Linked DNA regions of Homo sapiens: region 2 is linked to region 1. A link is an interaction called in ENCODE POLR2A ChIA-PET data of the cell type or tissue named here. Cell type or tissue: OCI-LY7. All regions are shown on one strand. Each heading gives the region's core, and the rest is flanking DNA. Links, peaks and the distances in the headings are about the cores only.

Region 1 (6,016 bases), core at 1,459-3,958:
GCGTCAGGGCCAGAGAGGAAGGACTGAGTGGCCACACCATGTGATTGCAGCTGTTGAGAATTCTGTGGGCAAGTATGGTGTATCATTTAGGACTTCCAGAAATAACTGGAGCTCACTCAGAGGGGTCCCTTATTTTAAGTCTTCCCTGATTTGTCCCTTGCTTCTGGGCCTTACCCACTCCCCTAGGCCTGTCTCTGCCAGTGTACACAACATAGTAAATGGGAACTGTTTGTTTACTTAGGTTTTCAATCTACACTGCCAGCTCCTCGAGGACCATGCTCTGTGCCTAGCAGGTGCCTGGGAATGTTATCATATGAATGAATGAATTGTGGGAACAAGAGTGCTGAGCAGAGCCAGGGGTTGGAGTGGCCCACATGTGGGGTGTCTGGAAGGGAGGCCATCATCTGCTTATTGGCTCAGGAGTCTGGGGAGTCCCTGGTTCCCCACTCAGCCCCCTCCTCTGGAAGGGAGTTGGGGGTGGGGAGGCCACTGTCATCAAGCGGGCATCTGTACCCCATCCAGGACTCCAGTTGGCCCAATCAGGCCCTGTGACAGCCAGTCCCTGTGACCCTCTCCTTGAGCTGGTCTGGACCTGCCAGGCAAGGCCACCACCAAACCCTGTGGGTATCTCCTAGCCCAGCCTTCCTGCTGCCTTCTGAAATCACAAAGCATGTTACCATGGCCAGCCATGACAGCCACCTGCAGAAACAGCCCCAAACCCACATTATTACATTGTTTTACTTCTCAACTGCCTCAAAAAGAAAACCCCATGCAACAACAACAACAAAACCACAGATTTATGGCCTTTTAACTAAAAATGTTTCATTAATTCCTACCAGACTTGAATTTACTGGGAGGCCAAGTGGGTGTTCCTAGGCAGCCTTTACCTTTCTAGTTAGAGTTAGAAAATCCCAGTACCTCTAGGAGGGCAGGAAGAGGGCATCACACTCCCCAGTCCAGTGTCTGGGCCTCCCCTGCCCCACCCCTGCCTAGCTGCCATCCATCTGAGCAGAGTGAAGAGGCCGAAGGGGTGCTTCGGGACTCGAACCCCACCCTGCCAGCTGTGATGGAACCGCCCTGCTTCCCGAGGTTCGAGGGTGGGGGCCACAATCCAGTGTCTTCCAGCCCAGGAGCTCCTTCCCTCCCACAGCTGGGCCCCAGGAGACCAGGCTTCTGGTGCTCCCATTTATCTTACACAATCAGTCTCCAAGAGACAAACACAAAAATAAAGCATCAGGTACTAATCTTATCCCTGCTCTTCCAAGTGCGGTCTGGGGATGTGGCATCAGCATCCCCTGAGAGTGTGTCAGGAATGCAGAGGCCCCCTTCTAGACCCGCTGCATTCCATCCAGACCCCCAGGTGGCTCAGTGCACACTGAGTAGCACTGTCTGTGCATGCAGGAGCTGGGATGGGGGCCACCCTTTGGCAAGGGGAGGAGGGTTGGGGCAGATAGGAACCAGAAGGAGACAGGGAGGGCCTCTGGGATGCTGATAAGGTCCTGCTTCTTGATATGGATCCTGGATTCACAGTTGAGTTCAGTTTGTGAAAATTCACTGAGTGCCACACTTATAATATACATACTTTTTTTAAGTAGAAAAGTAGATAAAAGAGTTGGGGTGGTCAGCAAGTAGAGGCAGCTGGGAGCTAAAGCTGAGTCACGCTCTTCTGAGCGTCCCTCAGGGCAGCCCTGGGCCAAACTGGCTTCTTAGGCCAGATTCCAACCACTACATGGCCGCAGCATCCTCAGAGGTCCCGTCTGTGTCATTCTTACCTCCCTTGCTGCCTGCCCCAAAGCCCCTTTCAGCACTCAAGGTGGCAGAGGCAACCACCAGCTTGGCTTTGACTTAGGCAGGACCCAAGTCTGTTCCCGCCCCAGTTTTGGTAGAGCAAGGCCACAGAAGGCCAGAAGTTGCCATGGGTACCTACACCAAGCTGGCCAGCATCAACCGGTTTTCCCAGCCTCTTCTTTTTTATCTTTTTTTGAGACAGGGTCTCCCTCTGTCACCCAGGCTAGAGTACAGTGGCACGATCTTGGCTCACTGCAACCTCTGCTTCCCAGGTTCAAGTGATTCTCCTGCCTCAGCCTCCTGAGTAGCTGGGACTATAGGCGTCTGCCACCATGCCTGGCTAATCTTTGTATTTTTAGTAGAGATGGGATTTTACTATGTTGGCCAGGTTGGCCTCGAACTCCTGACCTTAGGTGATCCACCCGCCTCAGCTTCCCAAAGTGCTGGGATTACAGGCATGAGCCACCGCACCTGGCCTCCCAGCCTCTTTATCCCAAGTTTACTCTGCTTTATCAGTGTCTCTCTTAATGGTATCCAGAGGTGAACACAATTATCCAGACATAGTCCCATCATTCGTTCATACATAATGATAACAGCTAAGATGTATGAAGCCTTACTGTGTGACAGGCACTAGATGCTTTACATACATGATCTCATTTAATCCTCACAACCCTATTATTATCATCCCCATTTTACAGAAGAGGAAACTAAGGTTCAGAGATGTTAAATAGGGTAAACAAAAGCCACTGAATTGTACACATTAAAAGGGCAAAATTTATGGTATGTGGATTATATCTTAATTTAAAAAAATCTGAGACAAAAATTTTGGTAATATTGGCTGGGATAGGTGGTTACCAGATCCCTAAGAACTTAGTTGACTTTTTTTTTTTTTCTGGTATAAGCCAGCTAATAAAAAATCAGAATAGTCTTGCTTTCTAATGAAACATCTCAATCATCTTTGTGGTCCAACAGAGCTAGTTTTAAACTTCTTCCCTGCTGCCTAGCAGTGTGTGACAGGGCTTCCGTTTTCTGCTCCGTCAGGTGGGGACAGTGAACTTGGCCTTGTCAGGTGGTTGTGAACGAAAGGCTGCCCCTGGCTGAAAGCTGGCCTTGGTGACTCGCAGAGGCTGAGGGCACAGGCTCGGGAGTTAACAGGAAGCTGTTACTACCCCACGCCCAGGAATGCTTCTGAGAGCCCAGGAAGCTGCGTGAGGCCCACGCTGGGATCTAAGGTCCGCCTGGAGCCTCCTCATCCTGTCTGCAAAGCCCCTTCTTACTCCTCCCCCGCTCGAGCTGGGGTTTCTGCCTCAGATCCACAAGGAAGGCAAGTGCTTTTTCTCATCCCCACCTGCTGGACTCCTTGTCTGGGCAGACAGGGGCTGGGATCCCAGAGCCGGGTCAGCTCAGCTGCCGGGGTCCATCCCTTCCCCCTGGCACTGGGGCCCTGGCCACGCCCAGCACTGTCCTTGCAGACAGCTCCACGTCCACAGGGGCCACGTTGCTATGGTGACTCCACTACCCGCACAGTGTCCAGGGAGACAGCACGGGGTATAGCTGGAGCTGTTCTCAAGACTTGGAGAAACCGGCACTGACAGTCTGGGAAGATTCTGGAAAGGGTCAGAGGGAGTGGGGGATGGGAACTAAGAGAAACTGCATCCCTAGGAGTAGCACTGTGTGTGGGTGAATCTGTGTGCACGCACTCACACACGCACCCACCCTCGTCCGAGCAGAGGTGTAGCCCCTAGAGAGGCCTAATCTTGTGACTGTCATAGGTTTCTGCCTGAGGGGGTATTCATGGTTTCTCACTGTGTTAAGCTGCTATTTTGAAAACTAAAAGGGAGAAAAAAGCGGCATGTATATGGCAGCAGAGCAGACAGAACTGTGACTTCGGCTGCGCCATGTCTGAACCTGGTCTCATGGTCTACCTTGTCCCCTGTCCTTTAAGATTTACAGAACCCAGTGTGGGACACCAGGAAATTACACTGTGACGAGGATGCAAGGTGACAAGCTGTGATGCCTATCCCTCCTCCTACATCCCTCCATGCAGCACTCTCCCTGAGTTCCAGGCGGCTTGTCTGAATCGTCTTGTTTAACCCACACTGCAATCCTGCAGAGGGAAAACTGTTATGCTCATTTTACAGATGAGAAAACTGAGGTTAAGTCACTTGCTGCAGTCAGGAGCTAGTAAGTGGAGGAGGTGGCAGTCGAATGCAGGCTGTTGTTGGAAGATCCGTGATCACTACACCATAGGGGCCTGCTTCTCCTTGCAGCTCCCCACTCGGTGGGAGTTTGCTGGGAGCAGCCTTCTAGGTCCGAAGGACAGAATCCATGGCACCAAGTGAAATTAAGGAGCTGCCCACCCTGGAATAGCAGGTGGAATACAACCCAAATTGTACCCATCAGGCACTGGTACTTAGGCCCTAAATTCAAGAGCTTTCACTTCCTCTTCCTGGGCAATATTGAGAATTAGTAAATAAATGGCCCCAGCCCTAACCCATGTACACCTCTGTGCTGACCCGATTCAGTCCGGGGTAGATAATCTATGCCTTTTCCCCACAGTCATGCATGTGGACTCCCCTTTGTAGAGCTTCTAAAACAGCCTTGACTGCAAATAAATTAATTCTCAGGGGCAGCAAGAACTGGGCCCTAATATCTTTTCGGGCCCTCATTTTCAGAGCCGATGCTGATTTGTAAAGCGCTTTATGATTTATTCATATCAGCCTTCCCCGGCTTCCCAGGACAACCTTCCCCTCACACAAATGAGCGTGACTCCCAGAATAGAACATCAGGCTTCATTAAAAAGAAAAGCCCTGGGTGTGGGGGATGTCCCTGTTTTTGCTCCCTAGCCTGCGTCACCCTGTGGTTGTTGAATTCAGGTCAAACTTGAGAAAGCACCTGTGCTTTCATAGCCTTTGGCTTGTGAACAAGGCGAGATGTCAGGAACTTCTTTCTGGGAAGGAGAGAGTTTCTAAAGGCTGGGCAGCCCTTCATGTCTGCTGCAGGAATCTCTGCAGTGAAGATTGAATGCCTCAGGACACCTGAGGCATTCCCAGGTGTCCAACAGCAAGTGATGAGGAGATGGGCAGAGTGGCCCCCGGGAAGGACTGGGGCCATGGCAGAATGAGGGTAGGGTTTTGCTCCACCGGTTCTCAACCTGGGGAACAAGGCAAGCCCCTTGCCTCTCAGGGATGCCACTGAGAAACTGGAGTTGCCAAACTTGCCCCCAGTATCTTTTTTTTTGAGACCGAGTCTCGCTCTGTCGCCCAGGCAGGAGTGCAGTGGCACGATCTCGGCTCACTGCAAGCTCCGCCTCCCAGGTTCACGCCATTCTCCTGCCTCAGCCTCCTGAGTAGCTGGGACTACAGGCGCCCGCCACCTCGCCCAGCTAATTTTTTGTATTTTTAAGTAGAGATGGGGTTTGCCATGTTGGCCAGGTTGGTCTTGAACTCCTGGCTCCAGGTGATCTACCCGCCTCGGCCTCCCAAAGTGCTGGGATTATAAGCATGAGCCACTGCACCCGGCCCCAGTACCATTTCCATTACTGTAATCATCACTGTGTCCTAAAACTTGGGGAGGAAGCCTAAGCACAGATGGAAGAGAGAAATCCTCACTTTCCTCGTTTAACTTCATCAGGGTCCCTCAGGAGCAACCTTTTATTCAGGCCTCACCACTGCCCAGGAAAGCTGACCATAAATAAATTGTATGCCCATGAAATTGTTAGGCATCTCAGGGCACAAAAGTCATGCTGATGTAGGAATATCAGAGACTCAGTGGCCTTCACACTTCCACTAAAACTAGCGAGACTTCCATGCGCTTTGGTTATCATTCTCATGCCAGAAGGCCACCCTTGTTTTTTTCTTTTTTTTGAGATGGAGTTTCACTCCTGTGGCCCAGGCTGGGGTGCCATGGCGTGATCTCGGCTCACTGTAACCCCTGCCTCCCAGGTTCAAGCGATTCTCCTGCCCTCAGCCTCCTGAGTAGCTGGGATTACAGGCATGCGCCTCCATGCCCGGCTAATTTTGTATTTTTAGTAGAGATGGGGTTTCTCCATGTTGGTCAGGCTGGTCTTGAACTCCTGACCTCGGGTGATCTGCCTGCCTCAGCCTCTCAAAGTGCTGGGATTATAGGTGTGAGCCACTGCACCTTGCCCCAGGAGGCCATACTCTTTAGAGAACAACCCCACTGAACCACACCCACAAGGACTTTTGAGAAGCTCAGCTTCTTTGGA
Region 2 (4,072 bases), core at 1,573-4,072, 390 kb after region 1:
TCTGCTGTAATTCCTATTTTTGTTTCTCTGTATGTAATTTCTTTCAAGAAAAGGCTGCCTTCAAGATTTTCTCTTTGGCTTGTTTTCAGTAGTTTAAACATAATATGGAGGGGTACATTCTTTTTGGTATTTACCCTATTGAGCATTCTGTGAACTTCCTGGATCTGTGGTTTGGCATCTGTCATTAATTTGAGAAAATTCTCAACCATTATTTCTTTTCATTTTTTAAGCATTATTTCTTTACATATTCCTTCTGCCCCACCTCTCTCTCTTCCTGTAGGGATTCCAATTACCTCTATGCTGTGGCATTTGATATCATGCCATGACTACTGAGTACTGATGTTTTATATGTGTTTCTTCTTTCTTCTCTTGTGATTCAGTTGGGGTAAACTCTACTGACCTAACTTCAAGTTCACTGACTCTTTCCCTGGCGGCCTCAAGTCTACTGAGGTGCCTGTCAAAGGTATTTCTCAACTCCATTACTGTTTTATTTCTAACATTTCCATTGGGTTCTTTCTTATAGTTTCCATCTCTCTACTAAAATAGTTACCCATATGATCTTGCATGTTGTTTATACCTTCTATTAGGACCTTTAACATATTAATCACAGTTATTTAAAATTCCCTGTCAAATATTCTAACACCTTTGTCAGATCTGATTATCATGATTGCTTCATTTCTAAGGAGTGTGGTTTTTCTTGACTTTTTGTATGTCTTGTAAATTTTGCTAAAAATTGGACATATTATATAGTAGAGTATAGACTAAGATTTCTAAGCATAAATGGATATATCTTTCTTCCTACTAAGCCTTTAATGCTCCTTCTAGCTGATTATATGCCTGAGTGGAAAAAGAAGACCCTCCCTGAGGTTTTGAAAGACTTGCCAAAAAGCTGGCTATACTACTAATAAATTCTCTCTTTTCTCTGCTCTTTCCATGAAGACAGACAATCCCAAATAGAATCTCTGATAAAGCAGGAGATAATTAGTATATCCCCACAGATCTATTCCAGCCAAAAGCAAAGAAACATGATACTCTGGACCATATGGGCAACATACTGGGGAAGAGGTGGGTAAATATAAGATTATTTGGGATTCTGTGAAATATTTGAATTGTTCTCAATATCCGTTGAGTGGTAGGCTGATTGTGTTAATGACATCATCTCTACCCCTCCCTCTGTATGTAGTTCTGTGTGCTCTCCTGCCACAGGCATACTAACTTGCTTAAACAACCTGATTGGCTTTCAACCCATGCCTTCAGCCACTGCCCTGAGAACATGTCCAAGCTTGTTGTAGACACATGTGGCTCAGTTGTCCTGGCCACCTCAGCCACCAGCCAGGTGAGTGATCCTGCAGACCAGAGAACTGCCCACATAAGTCCAGATTAAACTGCTGACCCACAGACACACAAGCAGCTAAGTAATGTTTTTGTTTGAAATGACTGAGCTTTAAGGTAGGAATAGAAAGCTGATATATCTAGTAGGCCTTTAGGCCTCCAGAGATCTGGGAAGTATTGGTGCACACTCTAACGCCACCTATGCTGTGTCTCTTGGAACTCATATCACACTGATTCACGGCCCTGCTAGATGCCATGCCTTGTGGATATTCCACCATTACAGCGAGTTATTTTAAGCAAAGTACAAAAACCAGATTGAGGAGGCTCATATGTTGAATACTAACTTCTAATTTTTACTAAGGTTATCTTTGAAAAAGCACTTCATGTCTCTATCTTGCTGCTGGGATAGAAAGCCCACTTCTGTGTCCTTTGATTTAAGACTGTGGTTTCTATGAGCCCCGGACTGGGCTGGTTCCAACAGATGCTCTGGCAGGAATAACATTCCCCAGACCCTCCCGAGAGCCTCATTCAGGTATGCTGGGGTGGAGCCCAGAAACCTGAATTTTTAGATAGCTCCTCAAGATCATAACATACTATTAACATTATGTTATAAATGTCAGGTGATCATTGAAATGGATGGTTTCCCCAGTTTACTGCTTCCTGAATGCATCTTTTGATACAATCTCCTTTCATGAGAATATACTTATATATAATGTATGATCAATACATCAAAATAATAGTTCATATAATAGAGAATAGTTAATATAATTTATAACTTGGAAATGCCTTATTTCCAATAAAAATTAAAGGAAGCTAACATATAACACATCCAATAAGACCATCAGAATAGAAACAAAATTTTAGACAAGAAACACTATATCAAAGCCTCAAAACAGTAGGCTTCATGAGTAGCTGAGTTTCCTAGTAGCAAAGGCAAAGAAAGAAATACAATAATTCTAAAAATTCTTACTATCTGATAAAATAAAATATATCAAAGTATCAGTAGAGACTTTTTTCCTCACAGCCGAATTATAAAAGGAACTTAATCATATAGGACGTATTACACAAATTATTTTGAAGATAAAAAAATGGAAAATAAGCAAATGTGTAGGGAGAAAATCTTTTTGGAGCTATACTGTGAAAGGAATCTAATTATATAGGTCCTATTGCACAAGGGATCTTGAGTAACAAAAAGAGTTGTGTAACCAAGAGTGGCTGGGCAGAAAATGACTATTTCTCATACAGTACATGTACATCCTGGGAGCATAAATCTCTGGAGGCGCTTCTTTGGTGGGCAAAGGTCCATGGATGAGGGAGGCTTTCTGTGTTTGGACTTTTCTCACTGAAGGAAGCTTATGACATCTAAGAACTATGAAGAGTGGGGTTTTGCCTGGACATAGAGTCCCCTCAGAGGAGGAAAGGGTTATGCTGCACTACTGGGGAGTCACTTGGTGGAGGAGCCAGCTCACACTCACGACTAGGAACCCGCACTCTGGGGGCTCACCCAGAAATCAACCAAGGCAAAGAGGTTCAGGAGGCAGAGGCAGAGTCTGAAGACACTAAAAAACTTCTTGTTCCAGGAAGGCATCTAGGTTTTCTTGCTTACTGCATTATCTGTAGATGCTAACAATGTGGTGACTGTTCTCTGGCTGCATTAATGGAAGCACAGTGCCCAGAAGCAGGGAGACAAGGTCCCGGCTCTGTCCTGCTCATGTCCTTCCTTCAGCTCCTCCCTTAGGCCACGCTGTCACCTCTGGAGTGCTACACAAGTTGTTCCCTCACACCAGAACAGTTGCACCAACACCCCTGGCCCACCCACACCCCTTTTACCTGGCTCCATTCTCATCCTTCAGATCCCCATCCAGATGGCCCTGATGCCCTCAAACCTGGGTAGGGCCCCCCACCTGTGCCCCTACAGCATCCTTCCTGCTCCACAACAACCCCTATCACACTGAGCTGTGACTGCCTGTGTCCTTAGAGCGGTTGCCAAATTTCCCAGTTCACAGTTGGATCCTTACTGTTAGCTGTGCCAGGCACAGAGCAGATGCTCCCAGGATGTATACAGTGGATGAATAAGGTTGAAGGACAACAAAGACCACTAAGAACGCTGTCAACAGGAACAGCCAACACGGACATGAGCTTATCCTGTGCCAGGCCCTGTTCTAAATGCTGAGGTGTGGGGCTGAGAGCTGAACCCAGGCAGGTTGCTCCTCAACTCATGCTCTTAAACCATTCATCCTCATCAATGAACAAATGTGTGCAGTGTGAGGCTGGGTGACCTGTGGGACTGCAGGAAGTGGGTGTGTACCCTGCCACTGTGCAGCAGCCCAGTGCCCCTCAAACCTGGAGATGTGAGGGGAGGTAAACGCCTGGTGCGGAGGACCATTTCAGCCCTTCTCATGCAGCCCAGGAGTGGCTGGCTGGAAGGGGCCTGTCTTTAGTCCTGTCCCATGACTAAGGCACTGCCCATGCTTCCCGGCAAGTGGCCCATGTTAGAACAGAATCTGTGAGTGTAACAGGAGGAGGCCACACAAAACAAGCACCTTGCCAACAGGAGCGCTGCCACCTGCAGGGGAGGCTGGAAGCTCAGACGGGCTGGACCCCGGTGCTGGCCCCACAGGGCTTGACCGATGGCTGGGTTTCTGCTCCAATAATCCGGCTGCTTTTTTCCTCTGGGCAGCGATTTGGGACAAGACATTGTCTATGCTGCCACCTGAGGAAACACAAAATGAGTGAACAC

Evidence for each region. Peaks named below come from ENCODE experiments on the same cell type or tissue, not always from the same donor. Only the 100,000 strongest peaks of a DNase experiment are listed, where the experiment ranks them.
Region 2: POLR2A ChIA-PET joins it to region 1 with 5 read pairs; 2 of 35 experiments call an interaction of 5 or more read pairs at or near these places.

What each region holds. Positions count from the first base shown.
Region 1 is chr9:98,377,304-98,383,319 of GRCh38, forward strand. All of the region lies in intron 11 of GABBR2 (gamma-aminobutyric acid type B receptor subunit 2), which reads right to left. Among named protein-coding and RNA genes, the nearest start is that of TBC1D2, 120 kb to the left of the region's middle. In OCI-LY7, for the core only: no CTCF peak of the experiment used is centred there; a DNase peak (open chromatin) is centred at 2,848.
Region 2 is chr9:98,764,206-98,768,277 of GRCh38, forward strand. It overlaps ANKS6 (ankyrin repeat and sterile alpha motif domain containing 6), which reads right to left. Exons shown (of 15, transcript NM_173551.5): 11 at 3,876-4,045. Among named protein-coding and RNA genes, the nearest start is that of ANKS6, 30 kb to the right of the region's middle. In OCI-LY7, for the core only: no CTCF peak of the experiment used is centred there; no DNase peak of the experiment used is centred there.